Linked DNA regions of Mus musculus: region 2 is linked to region 1. The links are chromatin loops, found by intact Hi-C in ENCODE. Cell type or tissue: left cerebral cortex. All regions are shown on one strand. Each heading gives the region's core, and the rest is flanking DNA. Links, peaks and the distances in the headings are about the cores only.

Region 1 (10,249 bases), core at 1,388-9,387:
GATCCTGGCAGTATTAACTTGGTAACTGAATAAGCCGGTATCTGCAGAGGAGAAGAGGGGAACGAATGGAGAGAGCCCAGACAAGCACCAATGGCTGCTGTGCCTCATGCTCTGTAGCTCTCATTTCCCTCTAGACACCGGTATGGACAGCTACCTCTGTCTACCTGCCAGACACAAGAAGCAGCTTTAACCGGCTTCCATGGCTCCAGGGATGCTATGAACTTTTGGTTAACCAGCAAGGAGTTAAGTTTTTTTGTTTTGTTTTGTTTTTAAATCAGAGATGGAAAGATTGGCTAGCTGCTTTTTTGTCTACTGTGCATTTTTTCTACTCTGGTACTTGAGAAATATGCCCAGTTTCCTACTTCACTTCTTTAGGTGGTTCAACCCAGTAGGTCCCACCAACTGTGACTATTGTCATATTTTTAGGGATTCTGTGAGGTTTCCTGATGTCAGACCACCAGAGGTGAGGGCCTGGGGAATGCCCTTGATTCAATCTCTATGCAATGCTGCCTTAGAGAGGTGTTTGGGTTGGGAAGATCCAGGCAGACCCTGCAGAGGCACTGGGTCACATCATTTTCCATGTGGCAGAAGCTATGTCCATTTAGAGAAAGGTCAGGTGGCCATTGTCTTCTCTAAGTGTTTTGAGGAGGTTGTGTGGGTCTTTGTAGTTTTGGGGGGAGTGATCTGAGCGGTCCATCTCTGTGATTTGTCACGCTCTGAAATCCCTCACTGTGCTCGGGCCATCTCTGCTCTCATAGGACTCTAAGGAAGTACTCACTGTTCTTGCAGTTGTTGAAGTCATTGAGGACGATGGCACAGGAGTTGGATTTTTCCAGCTGTGAAGTCAGCACACAGAGGAAGTTAGCTTGAGGAAGCCTCAGTAGCCTGTCTTGCCACATCTCCTCCTGTCCTTATCCCCTTGACTTCCCCTTCTGTGACACGTCCCTGGGCTTAAGTCTTCCATGGTTGCCATGTCTCATGATTTGTAGTTCTGCTGTCAGGCAGTATGGTCCAGGCGTGCTGCTTGTCCATGGTGGCCCTTTTGGCTCCAGAGGGCCCTGGCTTTGCCCCTAAGTCTCTCCCAACATCAGGCCACTTATAACCTGCAAGCGTTCTCTCCCTGTGTTTCCCCATTGACTTAGCTCCCCACAGGAACTCCCACCCTTCCCTTCCCTGGACTTACATTTTCATTTATTTTTGCTGTCACTATTGCTGGGATGATCTGATCCAAGGGCAGAGGCACAGGCAGCGGCACTTTTCCTGTGACTCTGTGAAAGAATACATGTTGAAATAAGTGATCCTCGTATTTCTAGGTTTGTCCATGTGTTAGAGAAAACATTTCACTGATGAAGGAGTCAGGATGATGGCTGTGTTCTCAATTTGTGGAGAACCTGAACTCTTTGCAAAGGCACAAAGGACCAAAGCATAGGATACCTAATCTCGAGGTCCACCTGGATGGCTTCATCCTTCAGACAGTGGAATAAGTTTGTTCACAGTCCTGTTTGTTGTCTTGGTGTAGTTTTGGATCTGAACTCACAACTTTCTTAGCTCTAGCTAAAGAAAATGTAGTGGCTCCTTCCCTATATTATGTAATGGGAAGTCTTTCCATCTTTGTCAGTGTGGATCTAAGTCAGAAGAGCCTGCATGCTGTGCTTTGGACAGGACATGGGAACTAGGGCCGCACAACTGTCAGAAGATTTTCCCTGTGTAGCCACATGGCTCTTATTTTGCATTTTGAATCTAGTCAGTGTACTGTTTATGAAATATATGGGATGGGCTACTAGGAAAGGCAGGAGGAATGAAGAAATGTAGGTGTGAGAAGGCAGTCCTTCCACAAAGTGGGATGCTGCTAGTCAGCTTCTAGCTGGTCTGCATTTACTGATTGTCTAGTGTACTATGGTGGACCAGTTCAACTCTGAGAAAGCAGCAGGGACCTTCGGTGACACATTTGAGTCAGGCCAGTAAAGAAAAGAAAGGTTTTACATACGTCTCCACTAACTGAATTTTCATTTCCTTGACATGCATGTGGGTGTCTTGGGCATCAAGGTTGACACACTGGGTGTTGTTGGAGGCAACAGCAATTGTCGTCATTACATCCATCTTAGCTTCAAACTGCAGTAGGCTGATGACTGGTCCAAGCACGCTGTGTAGAAAAAGGTGAGGGTGAATGGATACCACCTGAAATGTGACTCTCTAGGGAGGGATAGGCATTTGGGAATGAGCCTCATGCCTTGGGCCAGGTTCATTGTCTATAGGGAAGGACAGAACATGCCAGTTCACATGATCTTAGGTTCTCAGTCCCTTGCCACAGAAGAAGAGCCAGGTCTTTTTTGGGCCGTCATTCTGTGTTTCACAAACAATTGTTTCACCAAGTCTTGGGGAGGTCACTGTAATGGGCACCCAAGTTCAGGGCTTGGACCTTCTGTATTGAATGTAAGTGCATAAGGCACATGTGCCAGGAGCATGCCTGGCCTGCTACTGGTACTTCAGTTATGGATAGGATTCATGTACATATGTAAATATGTATATATTTCTTGTTTGAGATATTGTTTTATAGTGTAAGCCTGGCTGGGCGGGAAGCCAGTCCTCTTCTAACTATGTGTCTTTGTCATGTGACTTAGCATAGGGCACATGTACCCTCATCCAGAATAACCCAGGTAACCCTTGGGGAAACATACTCACCCTTTTCCATCTATGGTAGCAGTAAGCATGGAGAGAACTTGCATGCCATTAGCTTCCATGTTTATCTCCATGTCGTCCAAAGTTACTTGTCCGACCTTCAGTCTGCAGAGTGATAGCAGAGACTCAGTTGTGTGTCATGGAAACAGTCTGGTCTTCCTGCGTAATACCTGTGAGGCAGCAAGCTCACCACCTGCTGATCTCTGCTAGTCCTATGGCCCCTGAGCTTTATTTTCCACCGTCTAAAGGTTTGAGGTCAAGAAATCCTGGCCCTATTTTCCAGAGAGACTTCTAGGGGAAGTCAGTATGTCTCTCTATGGAAGGGTGACTTTCCCTGGGATTGCTGTATGTTGGGTCTGAGGGTTTCCCAAAGCAGCTTCTTTGTCCAAAACCCCACAGTGAGAAAGCACTTACTCGAGCAGAGTGTCTTTGATATCCATCTTGAGCACATCGTTAAGTGGCTCCTTGATGCCATCTGGGACCACTTCATTCACTTTCTCCTGAATCGCATCTTTTATACCGCTCACATTTTCAACTGCATCCTCAAGAGGCTTCTTGATTTTGGAGAGCCCATCCCCATTCAGCAGCCCTTTTCCAGAGCTCTTGTCTCCACCGAGGTTTAGTAGGCCGCCCAGGGCCTCCGTGCCTGGGATGCCCCCTGGGATTAGCTGGCCAAGACCACCAGTGGCCTTGGAGCCTGATGAGGGCTTTGAGGAATCCCCATTGCCTTCATTGCCTAGGAGTCCACCAATGCCAAGGCCTCCCCCTTCTCCTCCTTTTAGGAGGGAAATGCCATCTAAGAGGGAGAGCAGGTCAGAGCTCTCCACAGTGTTCAACACATCCGCAAGCATGCCTTCCAGGTTAACTTCATCACACTTCACCATGTCCTCAATCTGTGGGGGCAGTGTGCTCATGAGGTCTGAAAAAGATCAAGCGACAACTGCTGTCACTTCAGCCCTAGCATTCTTTCTTCCTGGAAGATAGCATCTTGAAATATGGGGCACTTAGGGACTTTGTATTCTGCCCTCCAATTTGAGTCTTGTCCCTGGCCTAGTTAAGAGTTAGCCTCTGTCAGAGAAATATACCTTCCAAGACCTGAACAGCTCCTTTTAGTCTAGGGTGATGCTAACCTGTGATAAGAGCATTTTCTTCAAAGGTAAATGGGCACAGAGTAAGGGTGGGACTTCATTTATGTTTGTCATTTTTCCCTGTCTTGTCCTTTTTGGTACTCTTGTTTAATTAAAAAAAAGGATTTATTTATTTATTATATGTAAGTACACTGTAGCTGTCTTCAGACACCCCAGAAGAGGGCATCAGATCTCATAATGGATGGTTGTGAGCCATCATGTGTTTGCTTTGATCGGAACTCACGACCTTCAGAAGAGCAGTTGGTGCTCTTAACTGCTGAGCCATCTCTCCACCCCTCTTGTATACTTTTAATAAAAATCGTGTAAAATACACTCTAACTCCCTGGTTCAGACACACTTGCACTCGATTTGCAGAGCATTCTAGTCTGGTCCTATTATGGGGGTGAGGGGCATCAGGCCAACATGCTTTTACCAGCCATGGCTTGGAGAATTGTCAAGTCTCTAGAATACTTCCCTTGTGTGCCTTTCTGGCTGTAGTAGGAATGGCATAGAAAAAGGTCAGTGAAGTATTGACTGTGGTCAGCCTTGCTGAATGTATAGCTGAGGAAGATTGGACTGAGGGATGTTTCTGGCTCAATCGAGTTGGAGTTGAAAGGAGTCCGTGAAGCATCTTTTCCAGCCTAGCTACTCCTTCTCAGTCCAAGAGTTCTGTGCCTCATGAATTGGATTTTGGTGGATTTTAGGTGTAATCCACTCTACCAGTTCATTGCTTTACAGCCTCCATCTTTATCCTGTCATGCTCTGATGTAGGGCTTTGCTAGACCATTGCTCCTGGGAGCTGCTAAAAAGTTTAAGTGTTTCTTGTTGTTAAATAACATTCCATTAGTCCTATCCATTTTCTGTTTCTCAACCAGAATTACTCTTTTGTGCTCTCAGCCTTTGAGAATCATGGGCAATTGAACTTTTATCTCAGAGAACAATGTTTATCTGGGGGAGGAGATGAAATGGGTCTTGAGAGAGCATATGTGGTCAAGGGCTTGTAGGACAATGCTAAATTTGCTGTTTCCTTGTGCTAAACAGCAGGCTGAGGGTTATGGTTCTTAAGGAGTAGAGACAAGCTTGAGGTCTGTAGTGTGACATAGTCTCTAGATGGTAAGACTCAATTGGAAGTCAATAGCCATTGGGTCTGTACAGTTCCTTTGTCTTGGGTAGCATAGTCTTGTCCTGGACCAACAGTGTGAACCTACAGTTTGACCTTATCCTAGAGTATTAGGATGATCTAGATTCAGTCCCTTGCTGCACTAGAATTTATAAGTATGCCCCAAGGTCCCTTGGCTCTCTAGGCACCAAGTAGATGTTACAGCATCATGATGTTTAAATCCACTTGCTCAGAAAGTTGATTGAACTCCTCCTAAGCTCAGAATTGAGCAGCCCCTGGAAAGAGTGGACAGGACTCAAGATAAGAGGTAAAATAGGTCTCACTTACAGTCATGGAGTTTGTCACTGGAGAGGAAGTATCTGGCTGCAGGTGCACACTTGGCACCTTTGGGTGGAGGTACAGGCCTTTTAGGAGGTAACATTTGATGGTTGACTGGTCCTTTGAGGACTGGGGGACTTAGGCCTCCTACAGGGAGATTGAGTGGAGCAGGCACGGCAACAGGAAGATTGCCCACCACTGGGGGTGTTTCCACCAGGTCAAGTGTTCCCGCTTGGATGCTCAACATGATGGCCAAGGCCTGGAGAACCCACATCTTTGTGGCTGAAACCTGAAGAGGAGAAGTGGGTAGCACATCAAATTCCCAATGGATCTTAGAGATTTCATTGAACTTGGTGTAGAGGTGTAGATGACTCCCTGGCCCTGTAAGAGTGTGCTACTGACATACTAGACAGCCCTGTTTTTTCTCCATTCTTGGGGATTTGGTCTGATACATGACAGTAAACATCTTGAGGAAACTCCTCTTTCCTGTTTGTATTTCTCCCATGGCACAGTGTTTTGTCAGGATTGGCTTCAACATATCAATTTAAGCTGAGCTCTGCCCTGAATTCTCTCTTCCAGATACTTGTATATATTTTCCCACTGTCATGTTAAGTCACACATCCTTGGTATTATGCCTAGCATAAATGTCCCTGCCTATGGTTTTGTGTTCGGTGTTGAGATTACATACAGGACCTGTCTCCTTTTCAGCATTGCTCTACCCACGTGCTTTGTCCTCAGCCCCTTATCAGCGTCTCAGTCCTCCTCTGTGAATGTGTCAAGGTTTGTATTCTTACCCTCAACCTTAGGTCCCTTCCCCTAAGTATCTTCCTTGTGAGTAGTTAGTATAGGACTTTTCTAGAGACACCCTATCTCATTGTGCCTGGAAAACCCTTCTGATCCCAGCTATCTTGTCTTGGGTGGCATAACTTTTGCTCGATAGATCTGAGCTGTGCTGGTGGCTGCTGGAGATCATTTCCTACCTCACCATCTCAGATTCCTTGCTTACCCCTTAGCTCTGACATTTACTTCTATTTCCTTTTGTGACAGGGTTTTATGTTGTTGACCCGGGTTTCCTGAAGCTTGCTTGATAGACCATAGTGGCCTTGAACTCACAGAGATCTTTCTGCCTCTGTCTCTCCAGTGTTGGGATTAAAGCTGTGCACCACCTTGCCTGGCCTGTCTTAAAGGTAATTCCACACATTCATTACTTTCTGTTGTTATATATGTGTGTTCCAAGTCATGTGTGCAAGCCACATGACATCGTGTTTGAGTTGGTTCCTTCCTTTTGCCATTTGTGTTGCAGAGATCAAAGTGAAGTCCTCAAGCTTGGAGACAGGTACTTTCACCAGCTGAGTGATCTGACTAGCCTCTCTCTAACCTTGAGAGTGGTGCTGAGGTGTGTATCCATGACGTGTTCCTACAAGATGGTTAGATGGTGGCATTTCTTCCATGTCCCCTGTCAGGTTTTGTAAAATGGAGGGTGTGTTCCTTTTCTCCCACTTCTCGTCCCTTCTCTCAAATCCTTACCCCAAGATAATCCTTACCCCTGAGATTTGTCTAATTGAAAGTGGGCCCTTGATGATTTCCTGATAATAAAAGCCATTCACCAATATGGCAGCCACAACCCCAACTATAGAAACACTAAGCAACCTGAGTGCTGTGACTGGTCCCACTCTGACAAGTAGTTGATATTGTTTCAACATATCATCTATACTCCCTCTAAATCATCTTTCAGATCTTGCTTCACCCCAACTTCATTGCCTATTCCTGATGTCTTCAGTGACTGAGTCTTCTCGGAACAGAGCTGGCCTATGTCTGAAAATTTCTGAATCTCCGTGGATGGTGTTCTGGTTTAGCTTTGCTTTGTGCACCTACACTACCACAACGAAGCCCTGTGGTGCCCTCACCATCAGGAAGTGGTTCCAGTATAGTGATGCCAATGGTACACTCCTTGTCTTGAATAAATTGCTGTTTGGAAAATAAATCTCACCCCACTTTCACCTGATTTCCCCCTTTCCTCTCTGACTTGTGGGAAATCTAGTCAATAAGGCAGTCATCTAAAAACACTCTAAGGAAGAGCAAGGCATGTGTGTCTAGTAAAGGGCTCCAGTATGCTGACCTGATGGATGTTTCTGGGAGTCCAGCACTAAGTTTCCCATTTTCTTAGAGCAGTCTGTTAGGCCCTTGTTACCCCCCATCCCATGGTACACCCAATGTCCTGCACTTAAGCCACAGAGGAATATTTCAGAGCCAGGAAGTAAGCCCTAGTTATCTGTCCAGAGGTTACCTGTTCCATGCTCATCCCACCAGCTTTGCCCTTCTGTGTGGATTTCTGGGCAGTCCTTACCTTGCCCCTGGTTGAAGGTTTGCTGTCTTCAGGAGCTGCTTCTCCTGCTCCTGCTTCTGCTGTTTTCCTGAAACATGTGTCCCCTTTTATAGCCCATCCAGTGCCTCCTTTAAAGGTCACGATGGAGGAAGGGGCCTGAGGTAGTTGTGCTGATAAGACAGGTGTGATGCTTTCCAGAAGAGTACTCTACCTTTGTTCTTGCTTTTGTTGGCATGTTCCTATGCCTGTCAGAGCAGATCTTGGGATGGCAGAGCAGGCGTGTCGTCATAAAGAACATATGCCTCGCCTTTAGGAACCTGATGGTTCCTTGTGTTTTGTTTTCAACCTTGGGGTGGGGAGAAGCCAATGGATTGAGCTCCTTAATGTGTTTGTGGAGTGTAATGTAAGGAGTTTTATCTGTCCTCTTCTTATTTTACATCCTCATAACCTTTCTTATGTGTGGCTGCCTTGTATTCATGAGGATCTTGGGTGACTGCATGCAATAAAAAATGGATAGGGCCACAAGTGAGATGCCGTGGGCATCCTGTGAGAGGACTTTAATGGTGTTTCATAAGGTTAAGTATAAGCTTGATATCTAACCATCAACAGAATTGGTAGGCAGCCATGGCATAGCTACTGTGTGTGTCCCTTTGGTCATAATTTCATGAGATGGCCTCTTTTCAAAACCTTGGTCTCAGGGATGAGTGACATGAAGCATCCAGCCATATTTGCAGGTACCCATGAGTAAGGGATGGATGGTTATAGTGAGAAAGTGAACGGATGGGAACATAGCAGTGATCCTAGTCATGTTAAGCAGAGTAGTTCCATAATTGTGTGAGACCACTTTCATTTCTTCTTTCAATGCAATTATAACAGGGCTGGCATGAATGAAGAATTGTGTGTGCATTAATATTTCCAATAATAGTCATGTATTCTTTGAAAATGTATGTTTATTCAATGAAATTTGATGATATTCATTTACCACTACCTGCTTCTAGTGCCCTTGCTTCCTCTCCATCTTAGCTTCACACTTTACTTCTTTTGGGTATTTACATCCTTTGAGTCTAATTAGGGCTTTCTACCATTGTGTGTGCAATGTACCTGTATTGTGTGCTAAGGTGTGCCAATCCTTATTACTCATCAACACTTGGTATAGTTCATCCACTAAGGGTAGGTCTTTGTGTGGCATTGCTGCATCCATACTGGCTTCTTGAATATTTTGACCTTTTGAAGTGTTTTTCAGGTGAACACTGCTGGTTAGAACAGGTGTGTGCAACAGTTGTGTCTGGAAGGTAGCAGTTCACACTTCTTCCCATTCCTTAACATTGTTTCTGCCCCCTGAATCTGTCTGTCTGTCTGTCTGTCTGTCTGTCTGTCTGTCTGTCTCTGTCTCTCATGTTTTTTCCTGATCTTGTGTTGGAACACTCATATTTTTGTCAGTTCTGATACTGCAGTAAGTTTGTCATAGTATGAAAAGGATTGTCTTGACCAAAATCAAGAGCAACAAATGTTTATCTGTGTATACACAAGAATTTAGGAAAGTGATTATATAGCATGAACTTGTAGCAAAATAAGAGTTGGTCTCTTCCCTTGGTCCTAAGATCTCCTTCCTCATTTATGTTTCACTGGCTTAAAGTAGCAGGCATGAAGTCCCTCTGTGAAACAGGCCTCACATTCAATCAGAAAGCACTTGGTTCTTCCCATAACCATTATTCCACTACTGCAGTAGTGGGCACAGCTCGTCATGTAGGTAGGTCATTATTATAGCATCTAGCATCCAGTGTTGAGTCAGCCCTTTGATGTCTTTTTTCCCTACATCCCCCAGAGGCATGCCTAGTATTTTCTGGCACTATGTAAGCTATGCAGGGTGGAGAGTTTTTGTCTGGCCCATTGAGGACCAACTGGCAGCTCATCAGACTACCTAAAGCAGAGACTGCAGTGGAGAGATAATGGCAGCCAGCACATCTTGACTGGGGCTGCTTAGCTGTACATAGCTCTGGCCTCTACTTAATGAGAGTTCATGCCAGGACCCTAACAATGGAGTTTAAGGGGAACAGTGTGTCACTGCATCTCTCTTTTGCTTCCTAGATTAGGCATATTGATTAAACTGTTAATGTGTGTGCTTTTTACATTCATTTGGCTTTTAATTGTCTTATTGAGAACTGGTGTCCCAAAGTGGCTCGTTGCATGGGACACCTGTGTGACCCTAGGTTCTGTAACAGAATGAGCCATGCATGATCTTAGTGGTCTGCCTTGGGTCTGTTCTGTTCTTAGAAAGTCACTGTCTGATGCCCTGACTCTTTGCTGTCTCTTTTCTCACTTTGTGTCTCTCAAGCTTCTGTGCCTCTCTTCTGGGCCCGAGGGTTTCCTTCCATTTCCAAAGAAGGTTGCAGGGTTCCCATCCCTGAAGTGTTTACCATTTCCCCTGTTTAGGATGTCACAGTGTCTGTTGCAATCACAGGGCTGAAGCAGGACAGGGCTATGTGACCCCAGATCACTCATGGCAGTTCCCGTTCCCTGCATGCTGAGCATGGTGCAACCTTCCTATTCCCCTGCTTGGCCCTTCCTGCAGCCTCTGCGTGCCCACTGCAGGCCTTTCCCTGGCCACACTTGTCCTTGCTCTGAATGTCAGCAACTGTTCCCCCTCCAATGGCCCCACTGTGGTCTTGGTGAAATTCA
Region 2 (10,249 bases), core at 1,574-9,573, 50 kb after region 1:
GAGGTTTCCTGATGTCAGACCACCAGAGGTGAGGGCCTGGGGAATGCCCTTGATTCAATCTCTATGCAATGCTGCCTTAGAGAGGTGTTTGGGTTGGGAAGATCCAGGCAGACCGTGCAGAGGCACTGGGTCACATCATTTTCCATGTGGCAGAAGCTATGTCCATTTAGAGAAAGGTCAGGTGGCCATTGTCTTCTCTAAGTGTTTTGAGGAGGTTGTGTGGGTCTTTGTAGTTTTGAGGGGAGTGATCTGAGCGGTCCATCTCTGTGATTTGTCACGCTCTGAAATCCCTCACTGTGCTCGGGCCATTTCTGCTCTCATAGGACTCTAAGGAAGTACTCACTGTTCTTGCAGTTGTTGAAGTCATTGAGGACAATGGCACAGGAGTTGGATTTTTCCAGCTGTGAAGTCAGCACACAGAGGAAGTTAGCTTGAGGAAGCCTCAGTAGCCTGTCTTGCCACATCTCCTCCTGTCCTTATCCCCTTGACTTCCCCTTCTGTGACACGTCCCTGGGCTTAAGTCTTCCATGGTTGCCATGTCTCATGATTTGTAGTTCTGCTGTCAGGCAGTATGGTCCTGGTGTGCTGCTTGTCCATGGTGGCCCTTTTGGCTCCAGAGGGCCCTGGCTTTGCCCCTAAGTCTCTCCCAACATCAGGCCACTTATAACCTGCAAGCGTTCTCTCCCTGTGTTTCCCCATTGACTTAGCTCCCCACAGGAACTCCCACCCTTCCCTTCCCTGGACTTACATTTTCATTTATTTTTGCTGTCACTATTGCTGGGATGATCTGATCCAAGGGCAGAGGCACAGGCAGAGGCACTTTTCCTGTGACTCTGTGAAAGAATACATGTTGAAATAAGTGATCCTTGTATTTCTAGGTTTGTCCATGTGTTAGAGAAAACATTTCACTGATGAAGGAGTCAGGATGATGGCTGTGTTCTCAATATGTGGAGAACCTGAACTCTTTGCAAAGGCACAAAGGACCAAAGCATAGGATACCTAATCTCGAGGTCCACCTGGATGGCTTCATCCTTCAGACAGTGGAACAAGTTTGTTCACAGTCCTGTTTGTTGTCTTGGTGTAGTTTTGGATCTGAACTCACAACTTTCTTAGCTCTAGCTAAAGAAAATGTAGTGGCTCCTTCCCTATGCTATGTAATGGGAAGTCTTTCCATCTTTGTCAGTGTGGATCTAAGTCAGAAGAGCCTGCATGCTGTGCTTTGGACAGGACATGGGAACTAGGGCCGCACAACTGTCAGAAGATTTTCCCTGTGTAGCCACATGGCTCTTATTTTGCATTTTGAATCTAGTCAGTGTACTGTTTATGAAACATATGGGATGGGCTACTAGGAAAGGCAGGAGGAATGAAGAAATGTAGGTGTGAGAAGGCAGTCCTTCCACAAAGTGGGATGCTGCTAGTCAGCTTCTAGCTGGTCTGCATTTACTGATTGTCTAGTGTACTATGGTGGACCAGTTCAACTCTGAGAAAGCAGCAGGGACCTTCGGTGACACATTTGAGTCAGGCCAGTAAAGAAAAGAAAGGTTTTACATACGTCTCCACTAACTGAATTTTCATTTCCTTGACATGCATGTGGGTGTCTTGGGCATCAAGGTTGACACACTGGGTGTTGTTGGAGGCAACAGCAATTGTCGTCATTACATCCATCTTAGCTTCAAACTGCAGTAGGCTGATGACTGGTCCAAGCACGCTGTGTAGAAAAAGGTGAGGGTGAATGGATACCACCTGAAATGTGACTCTCTAGGGAGGGATAGGCATTTGGGAATGAGCCTCATGCCTTGGGCCAGGTTCATTGTCTATAGGGAAGGACAGAACATGCCAGTTCACATGATCTTAGGTTCTCAGTCCCTTGCCACAGAAGAAGAGCCAGGTCTTTTTTGGGCAGTCATTCTGTGTTTCACAAACAATTGTTTCACCAAGTCTTGGGGAGGTCACTGTAATGGGCACCCAAGTTCAGGGCTTGGACCTTCTGTATTGAATGTAAGTGCATAAGGCACATGTGCCAGGAGCATGCCTGGCCTGCTACTGGTACTTCAGTTATGGATAGGATTCATGTACATATGTAAATATGTATATATTTCTTGTTTGAGATATTGTTTTATAGTGTAAGCCTGGCTGGGCGGGAAGCCAGTCCTCTTCTAACTATGTGTCTTTGTCATGTGACTTAGCATAGGGCACATGTACCCTCATCCAGAATAACCCAGGTAACCCTTGGGGAAACATACTCACCCTTTTCCATCTATGGTAGCAGTAAGCATGGAGAGAACTTGCATGCCATTAGCTTCCATGTTTATCTCCATGTCGTCCAAAGTTACTTGTCCGACCTTCAGTCTGCAGAGTGATAGCAGAGACTCAGTTGTGTGTCATGGAAACAGTCTGGTCTTCCTGCGTAATACCTGTGAGGCAGCAAGCTCACCACCTGCTGATCTCTGCTAGTCCTATGGCCCCTGAGCTTTATTTTCCACTGTCTAAGGGTTTGAGGTCAAGAAATCCTGGCCCTATTTTCCAGAGACTTCTAGGGGAAGTCAGTATGTCTCTCTATGGAAGGGTGACTTTCCCTGGGATTGCTGTATGTTGGGTCTGAGGGTTTCCCAAAGCAGCTTCTTTATCCAAAATCCCACAGTGAGAAAGCACTTACTCGAGCAGAGTGTCTTTGATATCCATCTTGAGCACATCGTTAAGTGGCTCCTTGACGCCATCTGGGACCACTTCATTCACTTTCTCCTGAATGGCATCTTTTATACCGCTCACATTTTCAACTGCATCCTCAAGAGGCTTCTTGATTTTGGAGAGCCCATCCCCATTCAGCAGCCCTTTTCCAGAGCTCTTGTCTCCACCGAGGTTTAGTAGGCCGCCCAGGGCCTCCGTGCCTGGGATGCCCCCTGGGATTAGCTGGCCAAGACCACCAGTGGCCTTGGAGCCTGATGAGGGCTTTGAGGAATCCCCATTGCCTTCATTGCCTAGGAGTCCACCAATGCCAAGGCCTCCCCCTTCTCCTCCTTTTAGGAGGGAAATGCCATCTAAGAGGGAGAGCAGGTCAGAGCTCTCCACAGTGTTCAACACATCCGCAAGCATGCCTTCCAGGTTAACTTCATCACACTTCACCATGTCCTCAATCTGTGGGGGCAGTGTGCTCATGAGGTCTGAAAAAGATCAAGCGACAACTGCTGTCAGCTCAGCCCTAGCATTCTTTCTTCCTGGAAGATAGCATCTTGAAATATGGGGCACATAGGGACTTTGTATTCTGCCTTCCAATTTGAGTCTTGTCCCTGGCCTAGTTAAGAGTTAGCCTCTGTCAGAGAAATATACCTTCCAAGACCTGAACAGCTCCTTTTAGCCTACAGTGATGCTAACCTGTGATAAGAGCATTTTCTTCAAAGGTAAATGGGCACAGAGTAAGGGTGGGACTTCATTTATGTTTGTCATTTTTCCCTGTCTTGTCCTTTTTGGTACTCTTGTTTAATTTAAAAAAAAAAGATTTATTTTTTTTATTATATGTAAGTACACTGTAGCTGTCTTCAGACCTTATAATGGATGGTTGTGAGCCATCATGTGGTTGCTGCGATCTGAACTCATGACCTTCAGAAGAGCAGTTGGTGCTCTTAACTGCTGAGCCATCTCTCCAGCCCTTTTGTTTACTTTTAATAAAAATCCTGTAAAATACACTCTAACTCCCTGGCTCAGACACACTTGCACTCGATTTGCAGAGCATTCTAGTCTGGTCCTATTATGGGGGTGAGGGGCATCAGGCCAACATGCTTTTACCAGCCATGTCTTGGAGAATTGTCAAGTCTCTCGAATACTTCCCTTGTGTGCCTTTCTGGCTGTAGTAGGAATGGCATAGAAAAAGGTCAGTGAAGTATTGACTGTGGTCAGCCTTGCTGAATGTATAGCTGAGGAAGATTGGACTGAGGGTTGTTTCTGGCTCAATTGAGTTGGAGTTGAAAGTAGTCCGTGAAGCATCTTTTCCAGCCCAGCTACTTACTCCTTCTCAGTCCAAGAGTTCTGTGCCTCATAAATTGGATTTTGGTGGATTTTAGGTGTAATCCACTATGCCAGTTCATTGCTTTACGGCCTCCATCTTTATCCTGTCATGCTCTGATGTAGGGCTTTGCTAGACCATTGCTCCTGGGAGCTGCTAAAAAGTTTAAGTGTTTCTTGTTGTTAAATAACATTCCATTAGTCCTATCCATTTTCTGTTTCTCAACCAGAATCACTTTTTTTGTGCTCTCAGCCTTTGAGAATCATGGGCAATTGAACTTTTATCTCAGAGAACAATGTTTATCTGGGGGAGGAGATGAAATGGGTCTTGAGAGAGCATAAGTGCTCAAGGGATTGTAGGACAATGCTAAATTTGCTGTTTCCTTGTGCTAAACAGCAGGCTGAGGGTTATGGTTCTTCAGGAGTAGAGATGAGCTTGAGGTCTGTAGTGTGACATCGTCTCTAGATGGTAAGACTCAGTTGGAACTCAAATAGTGAGATAGCCATTGGGTCTGTACAGTTCCTTTGTCTTGGGTAGCGTAGGCTTGTCCTGGACCAACAGTGTGAACCTACAAGCAGTTTGACCTTATCCTAGAGTATTAGGATGATCTAGATTCAGTCTCTTGCTGCACCAGAATTTATAGGTATGCCCCAAGGTCCCTTGGCTCTCTAGGCCCCAAGTAGATGTTACAGCATCATGATGTTTAAATCCACTTGCTCAGAAAGTTGATTGAACTCCTCCTAAGCTCAGAATTGAGCAGCCCCTGGAAAGAGTGGACAGGACTCAAGATAAGAGGTAAAATAGGTCTCACTTACAGTCATGGAGTTTGTCACTGGAGAGGAAGTATCTGGCTGCAGGTGCACACTTGCCACCTTTGGGTGGAGGTACAGGCCTTTTAGGAGGTAACATTTGATGGTTGACTGGTCCTTTGAGGACTGGAGGACTTAGGCCTCCTACAGGGAGATTGAGTGGAACAGGCATGGCAACAGGAAGATTGCCCACCACTGGGGGTGTTTCCACCAGGTCAAGTGTTCCCGCTTGGATGCTCAACATGATGGCCAAGGCCTGGAGAACCCACATCTTTGTGGCTGAAACCTGAAGAGGAGAAGTGGGTAGCACATCACATTCCCAACAGATCTTAAAGATTTCATTGAACTTGGTGTAGAGGTGTAGATGACTCCCTGGCCCTGTAAGAGTGTGCTACTGACATACTTGACAGCCCTGTTTCTTCTCCATTCATGGAGATTTGGTCTGATACATGGCAGTAAACATCTTGAGGAAACTTCTCTTTCCTGTTTGTGTTTCTCCCATGGCACAGTGTTTTGTCAGGATTGGCTTCAACATATCAATTTAAGCTGAGCTCTGCCCTGAATTCTCTCTTCCAGATACTTGTATAAATTTTCCCACTGTCATGTTAAGTCACACATCCTTGGTATTATGCCTAGCATAAATGTCCCTGCCTATGGTTTTGTGTTCGGTGTTGAGATTACACACAGGACCTGTCTCCTTTTCAGCATTGCTCTACCCATGTGCTCTGTCTTCAGCTCCTTATCAGCGTCCCAGTCCTCCTCTGTGAATGTGTTAAGGCTTGGATCCTTACCATCAACTTAGGTCCCTTCCCCTAAGTATCTTCCTTGTCAGTAGTTAGTATAGGACTTTTCTAGAGATACCCTATCTCATTGTGCCAGGAAAACCCTTCTGATCCAGGCTATCTTGTCTTGGGTAGCATAACTTTTTCTCGATAGATCTGAGCTGTGCTGGTGGCTCCTGGAGATCATTTCCTACCTCACCTTCTCAGATTCCTTGCTTACCCCTTAGCTCTGACATTTACCTCTATTTCCTTTTGTGACAGGGTTTTATGTTGTTGACCTGGGTTTCCTGAAGCTTGTTTGGTAGACCATAGTGGCATTGAACTCACAGAGATCTTTCTGCCTCTGTCTCTTCAGTGTTGGGATTAAAGCTGTGCACCACCTTGCCTGGCCTGTCTTAAAGGTAATTCTACACATTCATTACTTTCTGTTGTTATATATGTGTGTTCCATGTCATGTGTGCGAGCCACATAACATCGTGTTTGAGTTGGTTCCTTCCTTTTGCCATTTGATCCAGAGATCAAAGTGAAGTCCTCAAGCTTGGAGACAGGTACTTTCTCCAGCTGAGTGATCTGACTAGCCTCTCTCTAACCTTGAGAGTGGTGCTGAGGTGTGCATCCGTGACGTGTTCCTACAAGATGGTTAGATGGTGGCATTTCTTCCATGTCCCCTGTCAGGTTTTGTAAAATGGAGGGTGTGTTCCTTTTCTCCCACTTCTCGTCCCTTCTCTCAAATCCTTACCCCAAATTAATCCTTACCCCTGAGATTTGTCTAATTGAAAGTGGGCCCTTGATGATTTCCTGATAATAAAAGCCATTCACCAATATGGCAGCCACAACCCCAACTATAGAAACACTAAGCAACCTGAGTGCTGTGACTGGTACCGCTCTGACAATTAGTTGATATTGTTTCAAAATATCATCTATACTCCCTCTAAATCATCTTTCAGATCTTGCTTCACCCCAACTTCATTGCCTATTCCTGATGTCTTCAGTGACTGAGTCTTCTCGGAACAGAGCTGGCCTATGTCTGAAAATTTCTGAATCTCCGTGGATGGTGTTCTGGTTTAGCTTTGCTTTGTGCACCTACACTACCACAACGAAGCCCTGTGGTGCCCTCACCATCAGGAAGTGGTTCCAGTAAAGTGATGCCAATGGTACATTCCCTGTCTTGAATAAATTGCTGTTTGGAAAATAAATCTCACCCCACTTTCACCTGATTTCCCCTTTTCCTCTCTGACTTGTGGGAAATCTAGTCAGTAAGGCAGTCATCTAAAAACACTCTAAGGAAGAGCAAGGCATGTGTGTCTAGTAAAGGGCTCATGTATGCTGACCTGATTGATGTTTCTTGGAGTCCAGTACTCAGTGTCCCATTTTCTTAGAGCAGTCTGTTAGGCCCTTGTTATCCCCCATCCCATGGTAGACCCAATGTCTTGCACTTAAGCAGCAGAGTAACATTTCAGAGCCAGGAAGTAAGCCCTAGTTATCTGTCCAGAGGTTACCTGTTCCATGCTCATCCCACCAGCTTTGCCCTTCTGTGTGGATTTCTGGGCAGTCCTTACCTTGCCCCTTGTTGAAGGTTTGCTGTCTTCAGGAGCTGCTTCTCCTGCTCCTGCTTCTGCTGTCCTCCTGAACATGTGTCCCCTTTTATAGCCCATCCAGTGCCTCCTTGAAAGGTCATGATGGAGGAAGGCGCCTGAGGTAGATGTGTTGATAAGACAGGTGTGATGCTTTCCAGAAGAGTACTCGACCTTTGTTCTTGCTTTTGTTGGCATGTTCCTATGCCTGTCAGAGCAGATCTTTTGATGGCAGGGCAGGCGTGTCGTCATACAGAACATATGCCTCGCCTTTAGGAACCTGATGGTTCCTTGTGTTTTGTTTTCAACCTTGGGGTGGGGAGAAGCCAATGAATTGAGCTCCTTAATGTGTTTGTGGAGTGTAATGTAAGGAGTTTAATCGTCCTCTTCTTATTTTACATCCTCATAACCTTTCTTATGTGTTGCTGCCTTGTATTCATGAGGTTGTTGGGTGACTGCATGCAATAAAAAATGGATAGGGCCACAAGTGAGATGCCAGTGGGCAGTCCTGTGAGAGGACTTTAATGGTGTTTCATAAGGTTAAGTATAAGCTTGATATCTAACCATCAACAGAATGGTAGGCAGCCATGCATAGCTATTGTGTGTGTCCCTTTGGTCATAATTTATGAGATGGCCTCTTTTCAAATCCTTGGTCTCAGGGATGAGTGACATGAAGCATCCAGCCATATTTGCAGGTATCCATGAATAACGGATGGATGGTTATAGTGAGAAAGTGAACGGATGGGAACATAGCAGTGATCCTAGTCATGTTAAGCAGTGTAGTTCCATAATTGTGTGAGACCACTTTCATTTCTTCTTTCTATGCAATTATAACAGGGCTGGCATGAGTGAAGAATTGTGTGTGCATTAATATTTCCAGTAATAGTCATGTATTCTTTGAAAATGTATGTTTATTCAATGAAATTTGATGATATTCATTTACCACTACCTGCTTCTAGTGCCCTTGCTTGCTCTCCATCTTAGCTTCATACTTTCCTTCTTTTGGGTATTTACATCTTTTGAGTCTAATTAGGGCTTTCTACCATTGTGTGTGCAATGTACCTGTATTGTGTGCTAGGGCGTGCCAGTCCTTATTACTCATCAACACTTGGAATAGTTTATCAACTAAGGGTAGGTCTTTGTGTGGCCTTGCTCCATCCATACTGGCCTCTTGAATATTTTGACCTTTTAAGCTGTTTTTCAGGTGAACACTGCTGGTTAGAACAGATGTGTGCCACAGTTGTGTCTGGAAGGTAGCAGTTCACACTTTTTCCCATTCCTTAACATTGTTTCTGCCCCCTGCATCTGTCTCTCTGTCTGTCTCTGTCTCTCTCTCTCATGTTTTTTCCTGATCTTGTGTTGGAACACTCACATTTTTGTCAGTTCTGAGACTGAATTAAGTTTGTCACAGCATGAAAAGGATTGTCTTGACCAAAGTCAAGAGCAACAAATGTTTATCTGTGTATACACAAGAATTTAGGAAAATGATTATATAGTATGAACTTGTAGCAAAATAAGAGTTGGTCTCTTCCCCTGGTCCTAAGATCTCCTTCCTCATTTATGTTTCACTGGCTTACAGTAGCAGGCATGAAGTCCCTCTGTGAAACAGACCTTACATTCAATCAGAAAGCACTTGGTTCTTCCCATAACCGTTATTCCACTACTGCAGTAGTAGGCACAGCTCATCATGTAGGTAGGTCATTATTATAGCATCTAGCATCCAGTGTTGAGTCAGCCCTTTGATGTCTTTTTTCCCTACATCCCCCAGAAGCATGCCTAGTATTTTCTGGCACCATGTAAGCTATGCAGCATGGAGAGTTTTTGTCTGGTCCATTGAGGACCAACTGGCAGCTCATCAGAGCAACCTAAAGTAGAGACAGCAGTGGAGAGATGATAGCAGCCAGGACATCTTGACAGGGGCTGCTTAGCTGTACATAGCTCTGGCCTCTACTTAATGAGAGTTCGTGCCAGGACCCTAACAATGGAGTCGAAGGGGAACAGTGTGTCACTACGTCTCCCTTTTGCTTCCTAGCTTAGGCATATTGATTAAACTGTTAATGTGTGTGCTTTTTACATTCATTTGGCTATTAATTGTCTTATTGAGAACTGGTGTCCCAAAGTGGCTCGTTGCATGGGGCACCTGTGTGACCCTAGGTTCTGTAACAGAATGAGCCATGCATGATCTTAGTGGTCTGCCTTGGGTCTGTTCTGTTCTTAGAAAGTCACTGTCTGATGCCCTGACTCTTTGCTGTCTCTTTTCTCACTTTGTGTCTCTCAAGCTTCCGTGCCTCTCTTCTGGGCCCGAGGGTTTCCTTCCATTTCCAAAGAAGGTTGCAGGGTTCCCATCCCTGAAGTGTTTACCATTTCCCCTGTTTAGGATGTCACAGTGTCTGTTGCAATCACAGGGCTGAAGCAGGACAGGGCTATGTGACCCCAGATCACTCATGGCAGTTCCCGTTCCCTGCATGCTGAGCATGGTGCAACCTTCCTATTCCCCTGCTTGGCCCTTCCTGCAGCCTCTGCGTGCCCACTGCAGGCCTTTCCCTGGCCACACTTGTCCTTGCTCTGAATGTCAGCAACTGTTCCCCCTCCAATGGCCCCACTGTGGTCTTGGTGAAATTCAGATGCAAAGAACAATGGGCAGCTGGCCTTTTCTCTCAGGGCACAACCATGATGCTCAGTAGTAGATGGAACTCAAGTTTTCTGGGTATTATATTTTGGACTTTTAAGGAACATTGCATGCTGGTTTTGGTGCCAGCTGTGACACCTCTCAGTGAGTTGACCCTTTTTGTCCTCAGTAGTTCTTTAGAGACAGACAACTTATGGACGAGGTGGGAGTGGGCACATTGGGAGGCACTGTGGTGACTTCTGGTCTCTGATTCTCAGGAGGTGGGGCAACCACTGAATTCTGCTTATCCAGGATGCATGGAGTATGTCATTCAGGTCAGGTTTCCCATCTGGGGACAAAGGGCTGACAGAAGCCAGCTTGTTTCAGACACTAAGTGATTTGACCTGCTGATGTGCATTTGAAGGGAGAGCCTTTGAAGGCTGTCCAAGGCTGGCCTGAGATCACATTTGCCTTTG

Evidence for each region. Peaks named below come from ENCODE experiments on the same cell type or tissue, not always from the same donor. Only the 100,000 strongest peaks of a DNase experiment are listed, where the experiment ranks them.
Region 2: a loop joins it to region 1, with 8 times the contacts of the local background. A loop is called at or near these places in 14 of 42 quality-filtered maps.

The regions. Positions count from the first base shown.
Region 1 is chr2:154,304,630-154,314,878 of GRCm38, reverse strand. It overlaps Bpifb9b (BPI fold containing family B, member 9B), which reads right to left and starts at 7,635. Exons shown (of 15, transcript NM_001025574.1): 1 at 7,592-7,635; 2 at 5,254-5,533; 3 at 3,094-3,598; 4 at 2,683-2,784; 5 at 1,988-2,143; 6 at 1,184-1,268; 7 at 779-836; 8 at 1-41. The coding sequence starts at 5,518. It also overlaps a transcript of Cdk5rap1 not described here. In left cerebral cortex, for the core only: no CTCF peak of the experiment used is centred there; no DNase peak of the experiment used is centred there.
Region 2 is chr2:154,254,816-154,265,064 of GRCm38, reverse strand. Bpifb9a (BPI fold containing family B, member 9A) reads right to left here and starts at 7,186. Exons shown (of 15, transcript NM_175167.3): 1 at 7,151-7,186; 2 at 4,816-5,095; 3 at 2,657-3,161; 4 at 2,248-2,349; 5 at 1,553-1,708; 6 at 749-833; 7 at 344-401. The coding sequence starts at 5,080. It also overlaps a transcript of Cdk5rap1 not described here. In left cerebral cortex, for the core only: no CTCF peak of the experiment used is centred there; no DNase peak of the experiment used is centred there.